Linked DNA regions of Homo sapiens: region 1 is linked to region 2. The links are chromatin loops, found by intact Hi-C in ENCODE. Cell type or tissue: psoas muscle. All regions are shown on one strand. Links, peaks and the distances in the headings refer to the core of each region. The heading gives the core; the rest is flanking DNA. Region 1 overlaps MYLK3 (myosin light chain kinase 3). Region 2 overlaps C16orf87 (chromosome 16 open reading frame 87).

Evidence for each region. Peaks named below come from ENCODE experiments on the same cell type or tissue, not always from the same donor. Only the 100,000 strongest peaks of a DNase experiment are listed, where the experiment ranks them.
Region 1: it touches region 2 in a loop (2.5-fold over the local background); 3 of 110 quality-filtered maps call a loop at or near these places.

The regions. Positions count from the first base shown.
Region 1 is chr16:46,707,992-46,716,333 of GRCh38, forward strand. MYLK3 (myosin light chain kinase 3) reads right to left here. Exons shown (of 13, transcript NM_182493.3): 10 at 4,657-4,785; 11 at 2,646-2,798; 12 at 1,548-1,680. Among named protein-coding and RNA genes, the nearest start is that of ORC6, 23 kb to the left of the region's middle. In psoas muscle, for the core only: no CTCF peak of the experiment used is centred there; a DNase peak (open chromatin) is centred at 3,300; H3K27ac peaks cover 4,380 bases.
Region 2 is chr16:46,796,660-46,805,001 of GRCh38, forward strand. It overlaps C16orf87 (chromosome 16 open reading frame 87), which reads right to left. Exons shown (of 4, transcript NM_001001436.4): 4 at 1-6,411. The coding sequence ends at 6,293. Among named protein-coding and RNA genes, the nearest start is that of C16orf87, 30 kb to the right of the region's middle. In psoas muscle, for the core only: a CTCF peak has its summit at 4,981 (motif pointing left); no DNase peak of the experiment used is centred there; H3K27ac peaks cover 1,183 bases.

The DNA of each region.
Region 1 (8,342 bases), core at 44-8,043, 89 kb before region 2:
TTTTCTTTTTTTGGGGAGGGGGTAGGGGGGTCAGGATGGGGTCTGGCTCTGTTGTCCAGGCTGGAGTGCAGTGGCGTGATCTTGGCTCACTGCAACCTCTACCTCCTGGGCTCAAGCAATCCTCCCACCTCAGCCTCCCAAGTAGCTGGGACTACAGGCAACCACCACCACGACCAGCTAACTTTTGTCTTGTTTGTAAAGATACAGTCTCACTAGGTTACCCAGGTTTATCCTGCCCTTTTCACATGAAAAATGGAGCACCCTAGAACAGTGTCTTATTTTTATTTTTCATCAGCCTACATCATGCTTTGATAGAACAGTGTTTTTCAAATTGTGATTCACAACCGAGCAATGGGTCATGAAATCAAATTGGTGGGTTGTGAACAGCATTTAAAAAATAAAACCAAGTGGCACAGAATAGAAAATATCAGAATACATCATATTCTGTTAGAGAAAATGTTGTGATTTTTTTTTTAAACAGAGATGGGAGTCTCCCTCTGTCACCCAGGCTAGAGTACACTGGCGTGATCACGGCTCACTGCAGCCTCAAACTCCTGAACTCAAGTGATCCTCCCCATTCAGCCTCCCAAATAGCTGGAACTATAGGTGCAGGCCACCACGCCTGAGTCAAATTTTTGTTGTGTGTTTCCCGGTAAGTGTGTACATGTATAGGTATTCTTGTGTACTGGCTCCATACATAAAGGGTTTTGTTTGTGCTTTTGGATCCCCAGTGAGGATCTAAGTCCATATTAAATTGTTGGAAGCCACTTCCCTGGATCACAATTGCTTTTAAGATAGGTTTTATGTCCATGGGACTAAAGAATTCTGTTGTAAACAAAATTATAAAGTTTTAAAAGTTTAACAGGCCTTTCTTATCTCCCATTTCTGAAATGTGGAAGAATCAGGCCTCAAGCTCTAAGCAGTTAGTTCAGGAGCTTCACGATGATTGCCACTGAGAACATATGCTTAAGCTTCATTCTGTCACTTCAAGTGTCCATATAAGCACAAACCAAATGTAAGTTTTATGCCAGTTATTTTTGCTCTGTGACATTTTTAAATCAAGCTAGCAGCTTTTGACATGAGAGAGATTTTTCCCCCTAAATAATCTTTCTGTTTAGAATCAAAATGTAAGTAAAACCCTGGCTACAGGCTGGGTGCAGTGGCTCATGCCTGTAATGCCAGCAATTTGGGAGGCTGAGGCAGGAGGAGTGCTTGAAGCCAGGAGTTCAAGACCATCCTAGGCAACTTAACAAGACCCTGTCTGTGCAAAAAATATGAAAGTTAGCAAGGCATGGTGGTACATGCCTGTAGTCCCAACTACTTAGGAGGCTGAGGTGGGAGGATTGCTTGAACCCAGGAATTTAAGGTTACAGTGAACCATGATCATGCCACTATACTCCAGCCTGGGCAACAGAGCAAGACCCTGTCTATAAAAACAAACCCAAAAAGAAGAAAAAAAAAAAAAGAAAAGGAAACTTAGCTACAGTTTTTTCCAAGGACAGATTAGGATGACAAATTCCACCTTTACTAAGAGAAAAACCAAATACCTTCCATTTTCTTTGAGCTATGTATTTCTGCAGCAGTAGTTGGGATTTGAGACGAGTTTTGGATCTTGAAGCTTTGGCAGGCAAATTATTCAGCCACTCGTGTTTCAGGCACTGTGTGGCACTCATTCTGCAGCTGTGAAATCAAAGAGCAGTTAAGACTTTTAGTTGGAGTTGCCTTTTCTCATCCAAAAATCTGTTCACTTGAGTAGGAAGCCTGAGTCAGTGGAACAGATTAATCATTTAGGCAGATTCATGCCATGTACCAAAAAGGGAACTCCTTGTGTCTAAAATTCCCTTCCTTCAAAGTGCCAGAAGGTCGTCAGCAAAATGTTCTCTGACCTCTATAGGGGGAACATATTCCAGTGATTCTGGGAGGAACCACTTCCCAGAGGGGGCTGAGAAGTTGAGGCAGGGCAGTAGGAAGGCTAGCTATGCCTGGAATTGCTCTTAAAGAAGCAAAAGAACAGGAAATTTGAAGGAAGCTCATTTCTCCTTCCAGAGTATAAAGCCAACTTGTTCATCTGACTTAGAATTTTTTTTCCTCTCACATAACTTTTCACAGTCAGAAAGAAACAAAATTGTAAAAGTCAGGGAAATACAAGCTGTCTTAGAGCCCAGACTCCTGGGCCTTAGCCTTGGGTGGTTAATACCTTTGGTTATGTCCAGTTATTACCTTATTCTGAGTATCAAAAAACTCAAATGGCTTGACCCATGACTTTGATATAGACGCTGAAGCCTAAATAGATCTTCTTCACCAAGAAACAAGGTATTCAGATCTTTATTCTGGAAATAACATCTGCATATCTCAGTTCTTTTCTTCAACCTTAGCCTATGACAACTGATAACTTGCAGATAGGACCAATCTACATATGCTTCTTTCTAAAACTATATTTTATGCCCCTACTTGTTTGTTGTTTCATTGATTTCCTTTGTCCCTTTCTCTGTTCCCTTTATTTTTCCAAAGAAGTAGCAAACTAAGAAATCTTGAATGGAATTTGTCCACAGGAAGAAGGACCTTCACGGTCAGCAGTCCTGCCCAGCTCCCAGACCTGGGGTCCCCATCAGAAGGGCCCATGAGTGACAAGCAATGAAAGGTACCTCTTCTCTTTGACCAGCAACCGGGAAACAAAGTCCTTGGCCTCCTCCGAGAGCCCTTCAAAGGTGTCAGCATCAAAATCCCAGCTACAGTTTACAATGAAATTCATGGTCTCTGCATCTGTTTCCCCTAGAAATGGGGACAAGCCACTGAGTCTATAGAAGAGAGAAAGGACCATCAGTAGGTGGAGGCCACATTTGCCAACATGCATTGGCAGAATAGAGAAGCTTACAGAGTTCAAGTGGACCTAGCCAGAACCAAGAGGGTTCAAAATAAAAGCACCTCCACTACTTCTCCACAGGATGGAGTCCAGTGTGTTCATTAAAGGGAGGAAGCGGAAGGATTTAAAATTTGGAGGCAAGAAGAATTTTTGGAATAAGTCCCCTCTTGTGCTCACCTCTTTCCACCTCATTCCTGAAGTAAAGAGTAAAATTAGGGCCCAACTTGGTATGCCCAGTTATCAAGTACACATTGATTTAATTTTAGAAATAGAAATAGCCTTCCATGTCCTTGAGACAGCCAGGCTTATTTAGATGCTACCCAGGCCCCAAGCCAAAGGAAAATGGGCTTTATTAGGTTCCCGCCTGAGGGAGGATAGAGAATCAGGACACCCTGACGGCCAGCCTCAGGGATCTGAACTTCCCCAGCCTGGCGCAGCTCCCATATCTGAGTGCAGGGACAGTGCGCAGCAGTTACACAATAATCAGGAGACCAGAAGTAAAACATGACTTTACCTCTGAGGAAGCAGCCACGGGAAGTCCACAGCCAGACAGAGAAGAAAACAGGGAGCACAGGGGTTCAATGATGCCACAAAGGGTATCCTGCCCTGCCCCCCACCCCCTTACCCCTTCGGTGCACTCCAGCCTCATTTGGGTTTTTATTTTGTTTTGTCTTTAAACAGTGCCTCATTCTGTCACCCAGGCTGGAGTGCTATGGTGCAATCATAGCTCACCGCAGCCTCAAACTCCTGGGCTCAGGCAATCCTCCCGCCACAGCTTCCCAAAGTGCTGGGATTATAGGCATGATCCAGCTCCATTTGTACCAAAGCACCTGCATGTCTTTGCTGGAGGGCTTTCTCTCCAGCTGAAGCTTGCTTTACCCACCCAGAAGTATCAGGAAATCAATTCCACCCCATCTCCATTAGTCCACAAGGAATAACTGGTAAGAATTAGTGTATAAATACCCCCTAGATGAAATAACTCTCAGGGGGTATTCCATGATGCATTCTGGAGTTCCCCAGCAGAATGAAACTCCAGTTGCCCACAATCGGGCCTTACTCTCGATGAATACCTTTGTTATTTTCAGTTATTACTTTTATGTCTCAGTACCAAAAAATTCAATGGCTCAAGCCATAATTTTTTTTTTTTTTTTTTTGAGACATGGTCTTGCTCTGTCACTCAGGCTGGAATGCAATGGCATGATCATGGCTCACTGCAGCCTCAACTTCCCAGGCTCAAGCAATCCTCCCACCTCAGTCTCCCTAGTAACTGGGACGATAGGCACGCACCACAATGCCCAACTAATTTTTTTTGGTTTTGGTAGAGACAGGGTCTCCCTATGTTGCCCAGGTTGGTCTTGAACTCTTTGGCTCAAGCAATCCTCCCACCTTGGCCTCCCAAAGTGCTGCGATTACAGGCATGAGCCACCATGCCCAGCTCAACCCATAACTTTGATACAGCTGCTGAAGCCCAAGTAGGCCTTCCTCACCGAGAAACAGGCCTTTAGACCTTTGTTCCAGGGAATAATATCGGCACATCTCAATTTTTTCAATATTAACCTACTAAAATTATAACTTGGAAATACGACTGCCTTGTAAATATGGTAACTGGCTTGATAACATACCCTTCCCTGGCTCCTTTCCTTCCCCATCTCACTACCCTATTCCTCTATTGGGGTTTCCTGGGGTTACCTCCCAAATAGACTACTTGTGCTCAAAATTTTGCTTCTAAGATTACCCAAAGGAAGACAAATGACCCCTGTCCCCACTTCAGAGCCAGGGTGCTAAGCACTCACAGCATGTAGGTGATGACTCCCACACTCCACATGTCTGTGGGGAATGAGACAAACTCATAATTGACGACTTCTGGGGCCAGGAACTCAGGAGTGCCGAAGTTCACCTTCAGCTTCTCTCGAGGCTTGTACCTGGGGAGAAGGGGAGGGTACAAAGAAGCATGGGGTGAGGCCTGGGAGATGTGGTGCTGGGGCTCATTTCTGGTGGGATGCAGACATTCCCCACTTCCCATCAGCCATATGGCCTGGACTCCACACCCACATTACACCTGTGAATTACTGGGGAATAATCAGATCCCAGGCCCCAAACTTCTGGCTTTTCTAAGTCAGCGATAGAATCAGAAAACCACAGTCTTCCTCCTCCAGGCATTTGCTTCTTTCAGTAGTCAAATTTATGAAACAGAAATTAGGAAGGGGTTAGGGGCAGGCAGAAAATGGGAAGTTATTATTTAATGGGTATAGAATTTCAGTTTTGCAAGATGAAAAAGTTCTGGAGATTGGTTGCACAACAACGAGAATGTACTAATTGTATATATTTATGGTATATATGATGCCTTTTTTTTTTTTTTTTGAAACAGGGTCTCACTCTGTCACCCAAGCTGGAGTGCAGTGATAAGATCTCGGCTCACTGCAACCTCTGCCTCCCAGGCTCAAGCAATTCTCTCACCTCAGCCTCCTGAGTATCTGGGGCTACAGGCACACGCCACTACATCTGACTAATTTTTTGTATTTTTTGTAGAGATGAGGTTTCACCATGTTGCCCAGGCTGGCCTCAAACTCCTGAGCTCAAACAATCTGCCTGTCTCAGCCTCCCAAAGTGCTGGATTACATGCATGAGCCACTACACCCAGCCGGTATATATGATGCTTTGATACATGTGTACATTGTAGGATGGCTAAGTCAAGCTAATTAACATAAGTATTACCTCACATACTTATTTTTTGTGGTGAGAACACTTAAAATCTATTCTCTTGGCAATTCTGAAGTATACAATACATTAACTATAATCACCATGTTGTACAATGGCTCTCTTGAATTTATTCCTCCTTTCTAAGTGAAATATTGTATCCTTTGGCAGACGTCTCCCCAGTGCCACCTGCCCTGTCTTCGGTAACCACCATCCAACTCTCTGCCTGTAAGAGTTTGTCTTTTTTAGATTCCACACCTAAGTGAGATCACGTGGTACTTGTCTTTCTGAGCCTGGCTTATTTCACCTAACATAATGCCCTACAGGGTCATCCATGTTGCTGCAAATGACAGGATTCCCTTATCTTTTGAAGCTGAACAGTATTCATCTGCATATATACACCCCAGATTTTTTATCCACTGATGGACACTAGGTGGTAACTTTTATGTTATGTATTTTTTTAACCACAATTCCAAAAATAAAAAATTAGAAAAAGTTCTGGACATGAAGTTTAAGGCTAGGAAGAGAGTCAACGGTTGAGTGGGAAAGGGGGGCAAACAGTGTGTTTTAGAATCACTCTTGAAGAAAAAGAGTCTCTAGCTAAAATTTCATGGGCACTTTATTTGCCAGATACTATGCTAAAAGTTTTATACATGTATAGCATCTCTTTCCCTCCTCCCAATAGCCCTATGAAATAGGTAGGATTATTGTCCCCATTTTATAGATGAGGCAATTGAGAATAACAATAATAAAATAAATAAAATGAACATTCTGCCAATATGCCCTGCTTCCTTTAAATCAGCTTTCAGAGAGCAGTCTCCTCTCCTCCAAATTTGCTGAGAGCCAGGCAGACAAAGACTCAGCGCCAACACAGCTGAGCCCATCCAGTGAAAGAGCAGCAAGGTGACGGGGGTTGAAGGACTGGGCCTCGGGGGGCAAGCGCTCCTCTGGCACCTGTCCCTCCCCTGCCCAGCAGCTGACCCAGGACTCAAGGATCAGGAGCCGAACTCCAACTAAGGGAAGAGCCTTCCCCTCAAGGAGAAGCCCCCAAAGCCACTCTCCCCAGTTGCATTACTGTTCCCAGTGCCTCTTCGTGCCCCACAGCCACACCTCGTGTCATGTGACTTTGTAGTTCCCTCCACAAGAGGTGTAATATATCACCCCCACTGACAGTGGGCCCATGCCAACCTAGGCCATCAGAGCTTGTCCTCTCCTTCACCATCACCATGAGAATGAGGGCACACGGAGCAGACCCACCCTCACTGACCTGCACCCTGGATTCAAGCCCAACTGTGCCCAGTCTAGATCAGCGACTCCCAGTCAGGGGTATGTGGGTAAATGCTTCACAATCATCTATTTGTTTTTGTTGTTGTTTTAAAGCCCTGATTTGTAGCATTTGCAATTTCTGTGGTGTAGATACCAATTTCACCATGGTCAATGTCAAGGTATTATCATGACGTCACTGAACGAAGGTGGGAAGAGCTGCACAGTGGCACCCCCCTCAAGTATTTCCACCATAGAGACACGATGGGCAGAAGCAACCTCAAGCACAGAGCACAGCAGCATAGTTAGGAAGCAATGGAGTCTGAATATTTAGTATCTTCTATTTTAATATAATTTCTTTATTTGTAAACTTACAGAATTTAATTCTTACTAATGGCTGTGTTTAACAACTGGATTACAAAACTCCTTATCATGAGCTAATACAGTAAGTACTAGTTAAAGTTGCATCCAGCATACCACTCCCCCAGCTAAATCACAAATGTGTGGATGGGAATAAATTACTGTCATGTTAAGCCTCTGGTTTTGGGGTGGTTTGTTACACAGCAGTATTGCAGCAATAGCTAACTGAGACATTCACCCCAAAGCTGTCAAAATATCCATCAAAACGCTCTCTTCATATTCTTAGCTCAAGTCTGTCTATGGCCATAAGGTCAAATAGGAGACCGTATCCTCACAGGGCTCGGGGAAGGCATCCTCTTACTCTGCCAAAGGATCTGATGAAATGGGATCTTTTGTGCTCTGACTCTAGTCTGAGCACTGGACTGGGAGTCAGGGGACTCCCAAAATGTTTAAGATAATTTCCATTGTGTCTCCAGCCTTAACCCTGGACATGTCACTATTTAGATGCACTGATGGCTCTCACTGCCTGGCCTGGGATAAACCTGGTCCCTCTTGCTGGAGATCCTGATATCAGAGAATTGTACAAATATGTGCCTCCACTGCACCAGGAGCCATGTCCCTGCTGAAAACCAACTTTATTTTCTATAGTTTGTATTGGGGGGAAATTAGCATTCCCTTTGTCTTTACAAACATTTATTTATTCTGCAGCATGGAATATGCTTCCTTAACCTGCAAAACCCCCACAGATCCTCTTGGAAAGACACTGTGCCCAAGAAGCAGGCCAGTTTGGCAAAAAACAATTTGCTAAATAAAACTGCTGAATGACCTGTGTGCCAGATGATGGAGGTTGTTTTTGACGTTTTCAGTCCACCTCACAGCCAGAACCTGTGTCTCTGCCAGCCCGGCCCCACGGAGTGCGGTTTCCTGCATTATCATGGGTTTTGGGTGCCTGCCCGTCACCAGAGCCCAGCTGTTTTCCATGAGTGGCCTGCTCTTACATGTGGCACCATGTTTATTTTCTGGAACTTGCCCTCTGCTTCTGGTCCCGCCAGCAAATTCTTGCCCTTGACCAGGTTAAGGAATTTGTCTGACACTTTTGAATGGATTGGGCACTGTAGTGTTATGGGATAGATAGATGGATAGATAGATAGACAGATAG
Region 2 (8,342 bases), core at 325-8,324:
ACATCATGCTGCATACAATATATGATTTTGTTAACTGAAATGATTTATTAAAATAAAATAAATGAACAGAGGTTCTGAGATCTGTGAGATAATACCAAAGAGTCTAACACTTGCATCACTGGAGCCTAAGAGGGAGGAGAAAGTAGAGCAGAAAATATCTGAATGGTTTAAAACTTTACATAATCTGATGAAAGGCATAAACTTACACATTTAAGCTCAACAAATCCCAAAGAGAATAAATTCAAACACCCGGGCACATCATAATCAAACCAATAAAAACCAAAGACAAAGATTCCTGAAAATACTCAGAGAAAAATAACATGTTTCATACAGGGGAAATATTACTTTAATGGCTGCACATTTCTCATCAGAAACCATGGAGGCTGAAAGAACTGTCAACACAGTAGTTTATATCCAGCAAAAATATCTTTCATGAATTAAGGCAAAATAAAGACATTCTCAGATGAAGAAAAAATAAGAGAATTAAATGTCAACAGACCTGCACTAAAAGAAATTTTCCAGATGAAAAGGACTGATACCTATGTAAACTTGGAACATCAAGAATTAAGGAAGATTAATACAAATGATAAATATTGTGGTAAATGTGATAGACTGTTTTCCTCTTGGGTTCTTAAAAATATCTATGATAGTTGTAAGGAAAAAATACATTATCTGATGAGTCTTATTTTTTATTTTTATTTTTTGAGACACAGTGTCTAGCTCTGTCACTCAGGCTGGAGTGGAGTGGAGTGATCTTGGCTCACTGCAACCTCTGCCTCCTGGGCTCAAGTAATCCTCCCACTTCAGCCTCCTGAGTAGCTGGGACTACAGGAACATGCTACCACGCCTAGCTAATTTTGTGTATTTTTTGTAGAGTTGGGGTTTCACCACATTGTCCAGGCTGGTCTCGAACTCCTGGACTTAAGCAATCTGCTCGCCTCGGCCTCCCAGTCCTGGGATTACAGGTGAGCCACTGTGCCCAGCCAAGTCTTATGATTTATAAGAAAATTATAACATAAAGGGGAGAGGGTAAAGGAATGTAAACAGTGGTAAGATTTTTCTACATTCCACTTGAACTGGTAAAATATTGACTTCTAAGTGAACTGTAAAAAGTGAAGTATGTTTATAGTAATCCCTAGAGCAAATACTGCAAAACTATTCAAAGAACTATAATTTTAAAAAACAATAAATTACAATCAGTAACAGAAAGATAACTGAAAAAAACTCTAAATATTTGAAAATTATAGTAATACCAAGAAAAATCAGAATATTCTAAATTGAACACAAAATTACAACACAATAAAATTTGTGAGATAAAGCAAATGGGAAATTTATAGCATTAAATGCTTTTTTTAGAAAAGCACAAAAAGCCTTCTGATCAGTGTTGAATTAAATAAATAAATAAATAAATAAGTAAATTTTAAAATCAATGATCTGAGCTTCCGCCACAATAAGCTAGAAAAGGGAGCAAATAAGCCCAAAGCAAAGAAAGGAGAAAATACTAAAGATCAGAAATTAATGAAACTTAAAACAGAAAAACAGCAAAATATCAATAAACCAGAGCAGGTTCTTACAAAAGAGAAATGCAGCCGGGCACGGTGGCTCATGCCTGTAAAGGCGGGTGGATCACCGGAGCTCAGGAGTTCGAGACCAGCTTGGCCAACATGGTGAAACTCCATCTCTACTAAAAATACAAAAAGAAGCTGGGTGTAGTGGCGTGCGCCTGTAATTCCAGCTACTCAGGAGGCTAAGGCAGGAGAATCGCTTGAACTCGGGAGGCAGAGGTTGCAAGGTTGCATTGAGCCAAGATCACACCACTGCCCTCCAGCCTGGGCGACAGAGCGAGACTGTAATCCCAACACTTTGGGAGGCTGAGTCAGGAGTTGAAGACCAGCCTGGCCAACATGGTAAAAACCTATCTCTACTAAAAATTCAAAAATTAGCCGGGCATGGTGATGCACACCTGTATACCCAGGTACTTGGGAGGCTGGTGAGGGAAGCTTGAACCCAAGAGGCAGAGGGTGCAGTGAGCCAAGATCGCACCATTGCACTCCAGCCTGGGTGACAGAGTGAGACTCCGTGTCAAAAAAAAAAGAAAAGAAAAGCTATCAGTATGTTTCACCATATGAACATTCTAAAGGGGAGAAAAAAGGTCCTATCAATTATGCAGAAAAAGCATCTGACAAAATTCAACATCTGTTCCTGACAGAAAACTTCCAACAAGCAGAAATAAAAGAGTCTACCCTCAATCTACTAAAGGGTATTTTTTCAAGCCCACAACAACAACAAAGTTATTTAATGCTTAATGACTGAATGTTTCCCCCCTACAACTGGATCAAGGCAAAAAGTCCCAACCAGTGCAATAAGGCAAAGAAAAAAATATAGAAATTATCAATAAAAGAACAAAACAGATTCCTTAATAATGCAAAAGGCAAATACTTGACTGGGGTAAAAAGAATTATTCTATTCCAGACTCTGTTATATGTCTCATACTTTTAATCCTGGAGAGTCTGCTTTGTATGTTAGGATAGTTATTAGTATAGTTGTAATCTTTGAGTAGTAAGTACTACTAATATTCAAACTATAATAAATGGGTTAAGGCAGCACAAAAGAATAATTTAAAAAAATAGTTCCCTAGAAAATAGATCCTGAGAATAAAAATATATAAACATATATACATGTACTTCCAAATGTAAAAATGAAGCTTGTCATGTAGTAAAAGAAAAAACCCAGCTGCACAGAAAAAACTTTAATTAACTTAAATAAGAGATTTGTTAACAACAATATGCCTTAAAGGCTAGAAAGACAGAAAATACTAGGGAAAAAATGCTTTTAACTAGCAAGAATATAAGGCATCAAACCAAACTAGAAGGTAAAGTGGAAATAATTAAGAATGAGTTTCAAAGAATGACGGACAAAATGTTTTAGAGAAGAACACAATTTGGCAGAATGACTACCTGTATCTAGAGCATATTTTGAAAGTGGAATCAAACAAATTCAATACTTTTTTCACACAGGGTGTTTCTTGCTCTGCCTCCCAGGCTGGAGTGCAGTGGCAAGATCATCACTCACTGCAGCCTCGAACTCCTGGGCTCAAGTGATCCTTTAGCCTCAGCTGCCTAGTAGCTGGAAGCACCACACCCAGCTAATTTTACTTTTTGTAGAGACGCGGTCTCATCATGTTGCCCAGGCTGGTCTCAAACTCCTGGCTTCAAACAACTCTCCTGCCTTGGCCTCCCAAAGTGTTGGGATTACAGGTGTAAGCCACCATGCCTGGCCAATTAATACTTTATATAAAAGTAAGTAAAGAGCTTAATTTTTCTAAATTTAAGACAAACATGCAGATTGAAAGGCAAGCCAAAATTAAATATTGCCAAGTCATTTTAATGATCAGAATTAGAGAATCAAGTGCAATTACTAGAGTTAAAGAAGTCAAATACTTTTCAATTTGAAATCTTATCTGAGGGAGAACACTATCTGATTACTTTTAGGAAGCAACTCAGAGGTCATACTGACCTTTTTTTTTTTTTTCTTAAGTATTTCTGAAATTTAAAGAAATAAGAATAGACTGGCTAAATTTTCAGGTCATTTGCAATTTTAAATTTTCTCATCATAAACTGCTTCAAGCTGTTTGATCACTTCCACTGATTACTACACAAGAAATAATTTGCACAATTTCCCTTACTTTTATATCATTTACATTTAAATACAGCCAAAAAATACCCATGAAAATCTAAGAAATGTTCATTTCTAAAACTAACAAACAAAATCAAACTACAAGTATTAAAGTGCCCACAAAAACATTTTGGAATACCATGGAGTTGAGGCAGGGAGTAACAACTCTCAAACTACTTTTATTTAATCTTACTCATATTTAAGAATAAGTTATCTTCAACAGACCTAATCTAATTGTGGAATCATTTCAAGGTATTTTGAATAATCATATCATTTATAGATATCAGAGCAGAACAAATTTTGGATTAAGTAAAGAACTATAATTATACTCTTAGGACATCTGCTGATGACAGAGGTTTCTCTGACACCAGTGACAAAGTAATATTTTCTGGGACCATTACAACATGCCTAGACAAATTAAATTTTTTAGCTTTATAACAAGAAAGCTCATAGAGTACAATTTTTTGAAAAATTGGTTAAATAGGTTATGTCACAGAGGAAACCTAATTTGCCTCTCTGCCACGGAAATTTTTAAATAAGCCAATAATTTAACATTATGAGATCTGAAGTAATTACTTTTCTATACGGCAAGCTCCAGCCCAGCCACCAGTACCTCCTTTACCATATCCAATGAATATTTTAACATGACTTTCCTGTAATGGTCTTCAGCTTTAAATGGATAGACTCTGACATCGATAATTCCTTAAAGACGTGCTTATTCCACAAGCTGTTCTTGCTTTTTCTGAGGACATATATATGTATACAAGCATTTTTAGATATTAATCATTTTTAAGCTTTTTTACTTAAAATCAAAAGTTTCCTTACAGTATGTTTCAAAGATAAAATCACATTACATTATTGGGGAAACTACTAGTTAAGACTCTAAAACGCACACAAGGCTGAGTGCAGTGGCTCATGCCTGTAATCCCAGCACTTTGGGAGGCCAAGGCGGGCAGATCACCTAAGGCCAGGAATTTGAGACCAGCCTGGCCAACATGCTGAGACCCCATCTGTACTAAAAAATACAAAAAAAAAAACAGCCAGGCGTGGTGGCGCACGCCTCTAGTCACAGCTACTCAGGAGGCTGAGGCATAAGAATCACTTGAACCCAGGAGGCAGAGGTTGCAGTGAGCTGAGACAGTGCCACTGCACTCCAGCCTGGGCGACCGAGCAAGACTCTGTCTCCTAAATAAATAAATAAAATGCATACAAAATAGTTGCAGTAGTACCTGCAGATAGATACAGGGATTAAAGGAAAAGGAATCCTTAGGAAAATTCTTTATCCTATCTAGAGTACCTCTTAAGCTCCCTCTGCTGGTTACCATTTAAATAAAGTAGGAAAAAATGTTGACCTTTTTTCTTTGAGGAGGTGATGGGAGATGCAGGATGAAGTCTGAAATTGATAATGTTACGGCTAAAATTGAAAGGGAGATTCTCTTAAAAGGGGGCTAAATCTAACTGATGACTATCTTCTGTAAGAAGGCTTTAAAAGGATTTCTAAACAGATTGGGGGAAGAGCGACTGAAAATAAGGGGAGTGATTACCAAGTTTGAATATGTTAATCATTAAATTGATATGCCAAAATGCAAAAGCATTTAATATAAATCAACTATAAACGATTATGACTTAACACTAGAAAAATTAAGAATTTAAATATATTTCACAAACTTCACCAGAACAAAAAACTTTTATCACACTATTTAATCTACTTAGTTTCAATATTAAGGTTTATTTTTTCTTCCAGATTGAAAGTAACAATTTAAATAATTATCAGGATATAGAAACAAATATCCATTCAGATAAAACATTACTGCTTAAAAGTGGCTAAGAAATATTTTGCATGTAATAAATATATTTCATGTTTAGGTTAACAGGCACCATCTTGAGAGCAGTTTGTTTTTTTTTTTTAGCTAATAAATAAATTACATTCAAGAAAACAAGGTGTTTATATCTGAGTATATCATTAAATGTTTTTCTTCATATAGCACCCAAACTTCAAACTGTCTAGAAAGTATCTCCTAAAATATAACTCATACCTTAAGTAATAAAAATAAAGGCCAAGAAAAAAAATCAATTTAAGACAAAATTTACAGTTTATATTCTTAATTCCCCATTCAATAAAATATCGATTGCCAATTTAATAAAAGTAAATGAACTGTATATATGCAATCTGTTAGCACTGAAAATCTGAAATATATATTTTTAAAAATCACTCTTTCTGACAGTATTTAAAATATTGCATCTCTGGTGGCAAACCTGAAAACAATCAAGCATCTTATTACCCTAGTTTTCATACCTACCCCATACCCCATCACTTTTTATCCTTTAACATCCATCCAGCATTTTTGTTGGTTTTTTTTTGTTGTTGGCAAATACACTTACTTATATCCCAAACACAAAACACTGACAATACTCCTTGGTAAACAAGGAAATCCCAGAACAGTCCAAGCCTACACAGCTTTGCTCCCGAAGTGTGGCACAGGCTAAACGACAGGCGAGAAAGAAACAATCGATGGCCCTTATTGATGCAGTCAGAATGCTCCTGAGAGTCCATAACTGTTTGAGAATTTGCTGATGTTATCCTGACAGAAGTTTCAGCAGATTTTGCAAACAAGTATCAGAGAATAAGTCTTTGATTGATAATTTTTCTATTTATTTCTGCCAAGGCGACTGAAAACACGAAAGCCTTTTCATCAGACAGGTTAGCATAGATGTCAATTTCCTTTTCCTGTTTCTCTGTTAAAAGAAAAAGGGAAAGTTTAATATAAAGGCAGTAGATGCAGTAAATTTAAATTTTTTAAAGCTTTCAAGTATTTCTTTAAATGACAGTATTATATATAATACTACAATATACATTAAATGTTACTATGCTACTGAACTAAAAAGTTTTTTAAATTATACAAAGGAGTTACTGAAATGAAGATTAAATGAAGACAATATTTATTTCTATACACAGGCACTCTAACAGCTACATAATTTTTCTAAGAATCTCATACATTTCTATCTCCTCACTGTCTCAATCAAAATGAATTTTCTCTGCTAGACGAAATTCACTCTGAGAGATGGTCCCCTTCTGAACATCAATGGTGACTTTATGAATACATTAACATATTCATCTTCATCTTCTTATACAGGAAATGACATTTATTTTTATTTTTCCCCTCTCGATTACAAATGTAATCCAAGTTCACAGAAAATTTGAAAAAGAAAATAAAAATCACTCGTAATCTCATGAGTCAGCAAAAATCACAATTAACATCTTGGTGTATATTCTTCCAAGTTACTTTTTCAGGATCCCCTGATTCTATTTTTGTTTATTTTGTTTTGACAGTCTAATCAAAGTTAAATGCATATAATTTACAATCAAATCATTTTTATAAAACTTGTTAAAAAAAAAAAACAGAAGTCCTTTGCCCCATACACATTTTCCACTCTCCAAATGCAACTACTTTTTTTGTGACTTTTTTTTTCAGTTGTTCCTTTTTGCTTTTACAAAAACAAATCTCTAAGTAACATTTGTACAAGATGCTACTTCAGGGTTTTAGGCATTACTGATTCACTTTCCACCAGGGAAAATAAGGGTTACACTGTTTTGCATCTCTTGCCCCAATAAACACTCTGCCCATCCCTCATCTTCTCACTATAATTAAATCACAACTTTAGTAACATCAGTTTTCAGTGATTACATTATTATGCCTATGGTAAGTGATTTTTCACTTTTCCTTTACATTGTTTTCCCTGAAGTGATTCTCTTTTTACTTGCTTAGTTTTCATTTCTAACTCAACCCAATGTCTTTCCTAGTTGTATAAATTGTTTTTCAGGATGTTTACACGTATCAGGTATTTTATCATTTTTATCTTCTTGAAGAAATCGCTCCAAGTCTTCCAACCTGCTCCAGTATGAAATGATTGCTCTCTAGGCCTACTGCAAAATTATCATCTTGTGCTCTTTCATCAGCATCATGCTGGAGACTCTCATCTCTAGAGTTGGGTGGACCCACCTTTGTCTTGAATCCAAAGATCCTTTCTTGGTTTATTTCTTCATTTTGGTAGCAGGTAACTTGTAGGGGCTTCCTGAGAAAGGCAGTATTGGTAGCAAATTTTTTGAGACCCTGAATGTCAGAAAATATCTTTAGTCTACCTTCACATTAATTCATAGTTTGATTGAGTATAGACTTGTAGGTTTCCGCTTAGAACTGTGAAGGCAGTAAACTGTCTTCTGACTACTGGTGCCATTGTTGAGAAAACCAATACCTTTTTTATAGTTATTTTTAAAATCAATGATAAATTTACATATAGTGAATACACAGATCTTTTATGTGTTCAACTGGAGGAGTTCTGACAAACATATACAAACATGTAACCCATGTCACAATCAACATATAACAAATTTCCTCCAGAAATTCCTCATGCTTCTTTCCAGCCAATCCCTCTCTACACCTACAAGCAACCACTGTTCTGATTTCTATTACCACAGAATCATTCTGTCTGTTCCTAAACTTCATATAAATGGCATCATATATAGTATGTACTCTTTTGTGCCTAGCTTATTTTGCTCAACATGTTTTTGAAATTCATTGATGCTAGTCATATATCAGTAGTTTGTTCTTTGCTGGGCAATATTGCATTGTATTAGTTCCAATATCATTTTGCTTTTCTTTTTTCTG